2 separate regions of the Homo sapiens genome follow, and region 2 is linked to region 1. A link is an interaction called in ENCODE POLR2A ChIA-PET data of the cell type or tissue named here. Cell type or tissue: Caco-2. All regions are shown on one strand. Each heading gives the region's core, and the rest is flanking DNA. Links, peaks and the distances in the headings are about the cores only.

Region 1 (4,384 bases), core at 64-4,063:
GCCTGGATGTTAAGGATTTAGAATTCAGTGGGAGAGGAAGAACAGGGCTTGTAACCAGAGTGAGCTCCTCACTCTGCCTCCCCATCCTGGGGCCGAGAGAGCAGGTGGAGTTTTCTTTGTAGCTGGGCCCGGAGGTAGCGGAGGTCTTGCTGATCAAGCCCGTGAGCCAGGCCCAGGTAGAGGGTAAGGAGGAAAGCAAGGAGGAGACGGTCCGTGCCCAGGGTAGGCACCACCCACAGCACTGTCAGCAGCTCCACACACACTGGGTGGCGCAGGTGGGAGAAGAGTCTGAGAGCCCGGGGAGACTTCAGGGCCAGAGGCTCGCCCAGCCCCAGCACATGGTAGTATACCTAAGAGAGGGAGAAGAGCTTAGAAATGGAGTCAAGCCCTTTTCTCATCTTGGGCACTTCTTTCCTCCTCTTCCAGGCACCACCCTTCTAGAACTCAGGCCCAGGAACCCCCCTTCTGAGACTTGGATCCCTGATCCTGACTTCTGATCCATGTACCTTCCCCAGGCCCAGGAGGCCCATGCTTGCTGCCCTTACGAGGGAAAGTCAAAGGGAAGGGCCACGAGGGAGAAGCAGGGAGACAGTAGAAGAGCATGGGAGGAGGGAAACCCTTGAAAGGGAACGAGGAGTTCTAAAATGGGTCAGAGGTCATAGGTAGGGATCTCGGAGCCTCACCTGTTTGAGGCCCATGAGCTCAGCATAGTCAAAGACGAGAAGGATGCTAAAGATGAGGAGCCAGGAGATGACATGGAGCACAAAGCAGAGGAGCGGCACCCAGGTGGCCCATGGCTCAGCCCGAGCCTCCCACAACACAGGGCCTTTGGGTATGGGCTCCCAGTACCGCATCACCAGCTGTGGAAGGATAAGGGGCTGGGTATCCCAGTGGCCTAGTCTGCCCGACCTTGGGAGACCCAGACCCAGATCTGCCCCCACCACAGGCTAGCCTGCAACTCTCCCCCACCTCTCTCCTAAGCATCACCACCAAATATTCACCATGTGGAGGGTGCGTGCTGGGTGAGGTCCCAAAGATGTAAGGATGGCCTGTCTCTACCCTGAGAACTTATAGAATAGATGGGGTGACCTGATAGCTACGCAAAGTAGTAGCCTGTGCCAACCACCCAGTGAAAAGACAGACAAGGCCTTCTCTTCAGACCTAGGGAAGTGGTTTTGAAGAAAGGGTAGGACTGAAGAGAAGGGATCTCAAGCAGGACATAAACAAAGTTGCAGAGGTGAGAAGCATATCTTGTGCTTAGGGAAGGACAAGTACACCCTTCTTGATAAAAAGTAGGATATGTGCTGTGGAGGAATGGAAGCTGAGATTAGTTCCTCAATTCTCCTCCTGAACCCATATTTTGCCCCTCCAATCCACGGCACCCCTCCCACACTTGGTCTCCCTTGGGGACTCAACTGCCAGGATTTCATACCTGCAAGGCCAGGGCCTCATACCTGCAAGGCCAGGGCAGTGCAGGCCACATACAGTGACCTCTGAAGGACCCCAAAGTACCGGGATGTCCATGCCTTCACTCTTTCAGCTGCCATGAGGCTGTGCTGCCCAACAAATAGAAGCAGGAGCCCCAGATCCCATGCCAGGGGGGCAAGGATGCTGCGGTCCTGCAGGGCAGCCAGCCATCCCTGGCGGGCATCTACAGGAAGTTGAGGGAAAAAGAGACAAAAGATCGAAACAGTGGCAGAATGTTTCCCCCACCCTCATCTCCTCTTGGATCCCCAGGCCATGTCCCTTACTGCTTTCAAGAGCCTTAATGCTTCCTCTCTAGGCTGTGCCCATCTCACTTTTCCATCCCTAGTTTCTGCCCTCTTCCCTAGGCCTCCTGCAAACCTGGGGAAGAGGATTTATAGAACACCACATGTTAGGCAGTTGCAAAAAGCATGGCTGGAGAGGCCACGCTGGATTGCCCCTCTTACTTCGGTTCTCCAAATGCTCCTTCTTTTTAACACTCTCCTCTCAACAGTCCTCTCTACAAAACACTTTACTTAGAATACTCCGGTCACCGCCCTTTTCGGCTCCCTCAGTCCTCACTCTCCCGCCTCTCCAAAACTCTAATCCTTGAGTTCCTAATTTAGAACTCAGGTCTCCCTCCCCTGTAGCTTCTCGGCCGCTTTCAAGGTTCGAGTTCCCTCTCTTGGACTTCCCCTGTCATTTGTTTCCAAGCCCCGCCCTCAATCCCTCTCCTACGGCTCCACCTTCCTCCTCCCAGTTCATCCTCGATCCCTCCCGCTCACCCGGACCACCAGACTCCGGGATCCCTCCAAGAAGTGGCCGAAGGGAGGTAAAGCGCACGAACTCCACTCCGGTGCCAAAGGCCAGGATGAAAGAGGCGAGGGCAGCAGGGATCAGGAGCAGTGCAGGGGCCATGGCGAGAAATGGAGGGGTGGGGAAAGGGGCGGGGTCGGGATTCCCGCTGCCACAGGCCCCGCCCGCGGCCCCGCCCCCGGCTGAATCCAGCCCAGGAGGGCGGGGCTCCTGCACGCCACCGCCAGGCTTCCGGCCCGCCTGGCGCAGCCTTCCCCATCCAGCTGTGGATCCGTCCTGGGATGCGTGTCCCGGCCTGCTGTCTCTCCGTCACAGAAGGGAATGTTAGAATCCCGAGAGAGAGCTGTTAAGGGTAGCGGCTCTGCAGCCGCTCACGTGGGTTGAATCTCAGCTCGTCTAGTTTTCCCATCTAAAATGAAAAGTTACTGTTTTACCACAAAATAAATTAATGTATGGAATACATTGTACAGAATACAATATACAGAATAAATTCTGTAACTTACTATAAAGTTGAGTTGTTGACTGGCCAGTTGCTAAGAATGGCAAATAACTTCTCTGTAAATACTGAAAGGTTTGTTGTAATAGTGCCAGAGATTGTTGATTAGTAACCACGAGAATAAACATGTTAAAATATTTGTGATAGTAACCTTTGTCAGAATTAAAGATCATGCAGCTAAGGACCTTGTCACAGTAGACGTACACATAGTAGGGACCTTAGATATCATTAGACTAATTCCATCAACTTATAGATAGAAGAAACAGGTCCAGAGAGATAATTGCCTGAGTTAGGAAGCTGCTAATCCTGTAGGCTAAGGGACCAGATAATTGCTGAGCAGCCTCTCGCAGGCTTTACATTCCTTCTCCGTCTCCTGGGCTCAGTACTCCCACCCTCCTCTGAATCAATGCTGTTGTATGCTGTACCAGACATCTTATGTTTTCCCTTGAATTCAGTCTCCACCCTGCTTTCTGCTTCAGTAAGTTGTCCCAAATGGACGGTATCAATGAAAGTCACAGTTTTTATTGAGAAAGTCCTCTCGCCGGGCGCGGTGGCTCACGCCTGTAATCCCAGCAGTTTGGGAGGCCGAGGCGGGTGGATCACGAGGTCAGGAGATCGAGACCACGGTGAAACCCCGTCTCTACTAAAAATACAAAAAAAATTAGCCGGGCGCGGTGGCGGGCGCTTGTAGTCACAGCTGCTCAGGAGGCTGAGGCAGAAGAATGGCGTGAACCCGGGAGGCAGAGCTTGCAGTGAGCCGAGATCGCGCCACTGCACTCCAGCCTGGGCGACAGAGCAAGACTCCATCTCAAAAAAAAAAAAAAAAAAAAAGAAAAGAAAAAAAAAAAAAGAAAGTCCTCTCTACACGACTGCTCTGTCCTCATCTTTTTGAGCTTGGAGGTGATCACAACAGAGCTGTGGGTACTAAGGCACTGCACTATTCTTTCTGATTTCCCTACACCCTGCCTACTTCTTTGTAATTATCACTTTATTAAACTCTCCCCCAAATTATCCTAATTTCACTGTGCTATTCATTTCCTGCTAGGACCATGAATAGAGACACTTACCACACAAAGCAATGTGCTACAAGCTATGGGGTTCATTGGAAGTGTAAGAGGCCAGACTCGGTGGCTCACGCCTGTAATCCCAGCAATTCGGGAGGCTGAGGTGGGTGGATCACTTTAGACCAGAAGCTGGAGACCAGAATGGCCAACGTGGTGAAACCCCATTTCTACTAAAAAATTTTAAAAATTAGCTGGGTGTGGTGGTATGCGCCTGTAATCCCAGCTACTTGGGAGGCTGAGGCAGGAGAATCCACTGGGTGATGGAGCAAGATTCTGTCTCAAACAAAAAAATAAATAAATAAAATACAAGGAAGTGTAAGAAAAGATCCCTAATCTCTAGATGTTTAACCTGAGGCATTTAAATAGTACCACTCATGAAGAGGGAGTGTAGCTGAGTGCTACATGGTGCTCTACAGACAGCAGGTATGGTAAGAAATCAAGGTCTCTGGCTGGGCGCAGTGGCTCACAGCTGTAATCCCAGCACTTGGGAGGCCGAGGCAGTTGGATCATCTGAGGTCAGGAGTTTGAGACCAGCCTGGCCAAC
Region 2 (4,384 bases), core at 191-4,190, 59 kb after region 1:
ACAGAGTGAGACCCTGTCTCAAAAAAACAAGAACAAAACAAAAAACAAAAACAAAAACAAAAAAACCTAAGAAAACTGAAGACTAAGTGTTAAGGGGGGGACCCAAAAGAGCTAGTGTTCACATCTGTCCAATCAATCAGGGGAGGCTTCATGGAAGAGTGGCACTGAAGGTGACCTTGAACAGTGGGTGGGATATGACAAATTCAGATGTGGAGGATGACTGTAAGAATGGAATTAGCAAAGACCTTGAGCTGGAAAAGTACAGGATGTGTTTGGGGAATCACAAGAAAAACAATCTCAGAGTAAGTTTCCTGTAACGGAGTAGTGGGAAGTAATAATGGCTGGAAAGGAGTGGAATTGGGCAGAGTGGGGAGAGCAGAGCTGCCAGGTCAGGAGCCTGGGTTTCACTCTAGACTGTAGAGCTTGTGGGTTGCTGGATGAGATAAAGGGAGGAAAATTCAAGCAGGAAACTGATTGGGATGAGGAGTGATGCTCTGGACGGGTAGAGACTAAGGCAGTAGACAGGAGGCTATTGGAGGGGCTCAGGTAGATGATAACAAGAGCCTGAGAAGGTGGCCCTAAGAGACATTCCTAGCATAAGATAATCAGAATTGGGCAATGAGATGGATATCATTAGGGGAAGGGAGCATGGGAGAGGGAGAGTTGCCGACAGCAAGAGGATGAAAAGATCTGAGATGACTCCAGAGATTTGAAATACATCTGGCTCAGATCTTTCTACCATCATTTTAAGCCTGGTGCACAAAGTGAATACATATATGATCTCTTCCACTGGAGGCTGTGTCATACACATCTTTGTGTCCTCCAGAGAACCCAGCATGGTACCTTGTAGGCAGCAGTTGCTCAATAATCTTGTTAAATGCCAGGTGAAATGTACAACTGTAAGTGTGCATGTAGTATTCCCACCTTGGCTGGGTCACACCAAGCTTCTGAGATGTGGCTACACTCCTCCAAACCACTCATACAAATGTACAACATCTTTAGAAAAGCTGGGACAATTCTTACACAGACACCAAACAGGAAACACTTTTCTCCCCTCCCACTTAGGAAACACTTAAAAGGATTTTTCAATCAAGAACATGTAGGAACACAAATAAGAGGACAGGCCACAACCGGCTAGAAATACACTACTGCTCTGTGTACAATTCCTGGGCCTACAAGTCACTTTATTTTATACTCACTACTCTTATCTAAATACACAAGATCCCTTCCACATTACACACTTCTTCCTGGCTGGCATAAAACACACCTCCTCTGTAAACAAAGGCGCATTGCTTTCCCACGCCTGTCTTCACACCTGCCATCATTCTTACATTTACACCCAAGCACAGGGAGCCCACCACCCCCAACATCCTTATTCCAAGGCAACTCGCACGCTACACAATGACCAACATAAACCCATGACTACTTACACATGTGGACAGACCCTCACACTCACATAAACATAAATTGGGAGTAGGGGGAGATAGTGATGATGGAAGAAAACTAGTGGGTGGGAGAGAGAGAGAAGCACCAAAGGTTAGGAATGCATTACTTGTTTATGATGGAAAATTTCTCTAGGGCATTAGGCAGAGGAGGGGAAATGAAGGGGATGCCAGGATCTTGTTTTGCCACTACCTCCCACATCTGGAATCTGGGCCTCCAGCTGGGTCTAGTTATCCTCGCTGTCCTCCCGGCACAGAGAGACCTTTCTTTGTGGCAAGACCAGAATGGGACAAAGAGAAGACCTGAGAACCCGGACTGCTCACCATTCCCAACCAATCCCATCCCCATTCCTGCTACCCTCAGAGCCCTAGGGCTCTGCTCCTGCTCCTTCCTGCCACACAGGAAGCTAGGGAAATGTTGGGGGTGAATCATTAAGCCAATAAGGGGGTGGGGGAGTGCAGGCTGGGGAATGAGTTAAGGCCAGAAAGTGCCAGGGGCTGAGACGAGCAACTGGACTGGCTCCCACTGCCCTGATACTGGAGAAACAGGCCCTTAGCCTCCTCCATTTCCAGCTCTCCTCCTCATTTCCTTCCCATCTTCCCCCAGATCACCATGTTCCTTCATTTCCCTCGTTTGACCTTTGCCTTGATCCATCACCACTGCTAGCCTCCTTCTCAGCCCCTTGTTTTTCTTCATGACACATATCACGTTGGGGAATCATTTTATGTATTTGCTTTTTGCTGTTGTTTGTCCCGCCTACTGGAATATAATCTCCACGAGTGTACAGGGCCACATCTGACCTTTTTCTCATTAGATCTCTGTAGTATCTCCAGTACTTGGCTGTCACCTAGTAGGAACTTAATAAATATTCTTAAATCTGTCTCCTCCGAGGAGCTAAACCTCATCTGCAGAGAGGTCTGTTTATCTAGCCATGTTCCTTTAGAGGCCCCCATGTTTGCTCTTCAAAGAGGAGGTTGGGGGCACTCAGGTGTGGCTCAGGTGATCCGCCGCTGAATCAGGAACAATTGTGCAGTGACGACAGCGACAGCAAAGCCCTGGCCCGCGCCCTTTACAATCCCTGACATAGGAGTGAGTCAGGCCTGCTGCCTCACCTGGGTACTGCTGCACTGCTGACCACAGGCCCAGAACGGGGGACGGCAAGAATGGGCACTGGCGGAGGCAGAATGGGCAGGGGAAAGGGAGGCAGAGATTTGGAAATGGGAGCATCTGAGAAAGGAAAGCAGGGTGAAGGGACTGCACCAGGGTCCTGGGGGTAGGGAATGACAAAGTGAAAGCTTTTTAGCTGCACCTGGTATTCAGTAGATCCTCAATAACTACTTGGTGACTTGAGATGGGTTTGAGATAGAAAGGAAACACGGAATAGCAAAAAGAACATATTGTAATCTAGTGGTGTTAGACGAAATTGGGTTTAAGTGCCAGCTCTGCTACTTATTAACTAGGCAATATTGGGCCAGTTACTTAATGTTGCTGAAAATCTGTTTCCTCAATTGATAAATGGGCAAATTGACCTCTAGGTAACTGCAAAGGTTAAGAATATAAATTTACTCCTTCTGGGCACATAGTAGGTGCTTCTTGCATGGAGCAGGGGCATTATTATAATTATGAGAAGAGGGACTGCTTTGGAACAGGGATGGGCAGCAGTGAGCCAACCCAGGAGTAGGGAACTGGAATGAGAAAATAACCTCTAACTGCTAACATCACCAGGAGATACAAGTTCTTTCTCTTTTTACTCTGCCCTCCCTCCCTCTCCATATCAGGCAGGTTTTGTGGCTCTTTATTTTCCAGAGAAGCAAAGACTTCTGCATTCCTAGTTCCTGTTCAACTAATGTGAGTGATTTTATTTTTTTATGTATGTATTTATTTATTTTTTGAGACAAGATCTCACTCTCTCACCCAGGCTGGAGTGCAGTGGCATAAACATGGCTCACTGCAACCTCAACCTCCTGGGCTCAAGTGATCCTCCCACCTCAGCCTCTTGAGTAGCTGGGACTCCAGGAACGTGCCACCATGCCCAGCTAATTTTTATTTATTTTGGTAGAGACAGGGTCTTGCCATGTTGCCCAGGCAGGTCTCAAAATTCTGGGCTCAAGCGATCCTCCCGCCTCAACCTCCCAAAGTGTTGGGATTACAGGCGTGAGCCACAAAGTCTGGCCTTTATTTATTTAAAAAATTTAGTTTGGCTGGGCGTGGTGGCTCACGCCCATAATCCCAGCACTTTGGGAGGTTGAGGTGGGTGGATCACGAGGTCAGGAGTTCGAGACCAGCCTGGCCAACATGGCAAAACCCCGTCTCTACCAAAAATACAAAAATTAGCTGGGCGTGGTGGCGTGTGCCTGTAATCCCAGCTACTCGGGAGGCTGAAGCAGGAGAATTGCCTGAACCAGGGAGGCAGAGGTTGCAGTGAGCTGAGATTGCACCACTGCACTCCAGCCTGGGCGACGAGAGTGAAACTCCGTCTTAAAAAAAAAGAAAGTCTTACTCTGTCGTCCAGGCTGGAGTGCAGTGGCACAATCTCGGCTCACTGCAACCTCTGCCTCCCGGGTTCAGGCGATTCTCCTGCTTCAGCCTCCCGAGTAGCGCATGCCACCATGCCCGGCTAATTTTTGTATTTTTGGTAGAGATAAGGTTTCACCATGTTGGCCAGGCTGGTCTGGAAAACTCCTGACCTCACGTGATCCGCCCCCTCGGCCTCCCAAAGTGCTGGGATTACGGGCGTGAGCCACCACACCCAGCAAAAAAAAAAATTTGTTTTTACTCACCACTATACTGACAAGGAACAGGTGATTTTAAACATCCCCTCCCACCTACATTTTAGCTGGAACAATTCTCCAGAGGCATGGGGGTAGAGTGGGGTGGTGAGTTCTAGGCAGCAAGTTAACAAATGACCCCTAAAGATATTCATCTAGGCTCTAGGAGGCCC

The links. Peaks named below come from ENCODE experiments on the same cell type or tissue, not always from the same donor. Only the 100,000 strongest peaks of a DNase experiment are listed, where the experiment ranks them.
Region 2: POLR2A ChIA-PET joins it to region 1 with 11 read pairs; 21 of 35 experiments call an interaction of 5 or more read pairs at or near these places.

What each region holds. Positions count from the first base shown.
Region 1 is chr6:30,688,593-30,692,976 of GRCh38, forward strand. NRM (nurim) reads right to left here and starts at 2,392. Exons shown (of 4, transcript NM_001384369.1): 1 at 2,250-2,392; 2 at 1,455-1,651; 3 at 684-860; 4 at 1-350. The coding sequence starts at 2,382. The coding sequence ends at 69. In Caco-2, for the core only: no CTCF peak of the experiment used is centred there; DNase peaks (open chromatin) are centred at 2,199 and 2,479; H3K4me3 peaks cover 1,139 bases.
Region 2 is chr6:30,747,262-30,751,645 of GRCh38, forward strand. It overlaps the pseudogene RN7SL353P. Among named protein-coding and RNA genes, the nearest start is that of IER3, 4.9 kb to the left of the region's middle. In Caco-2, for the core only: no CTCF peak of the experiment used is centred there; DNase peaks (open chromatin) are centred at 1,900 and 2,500.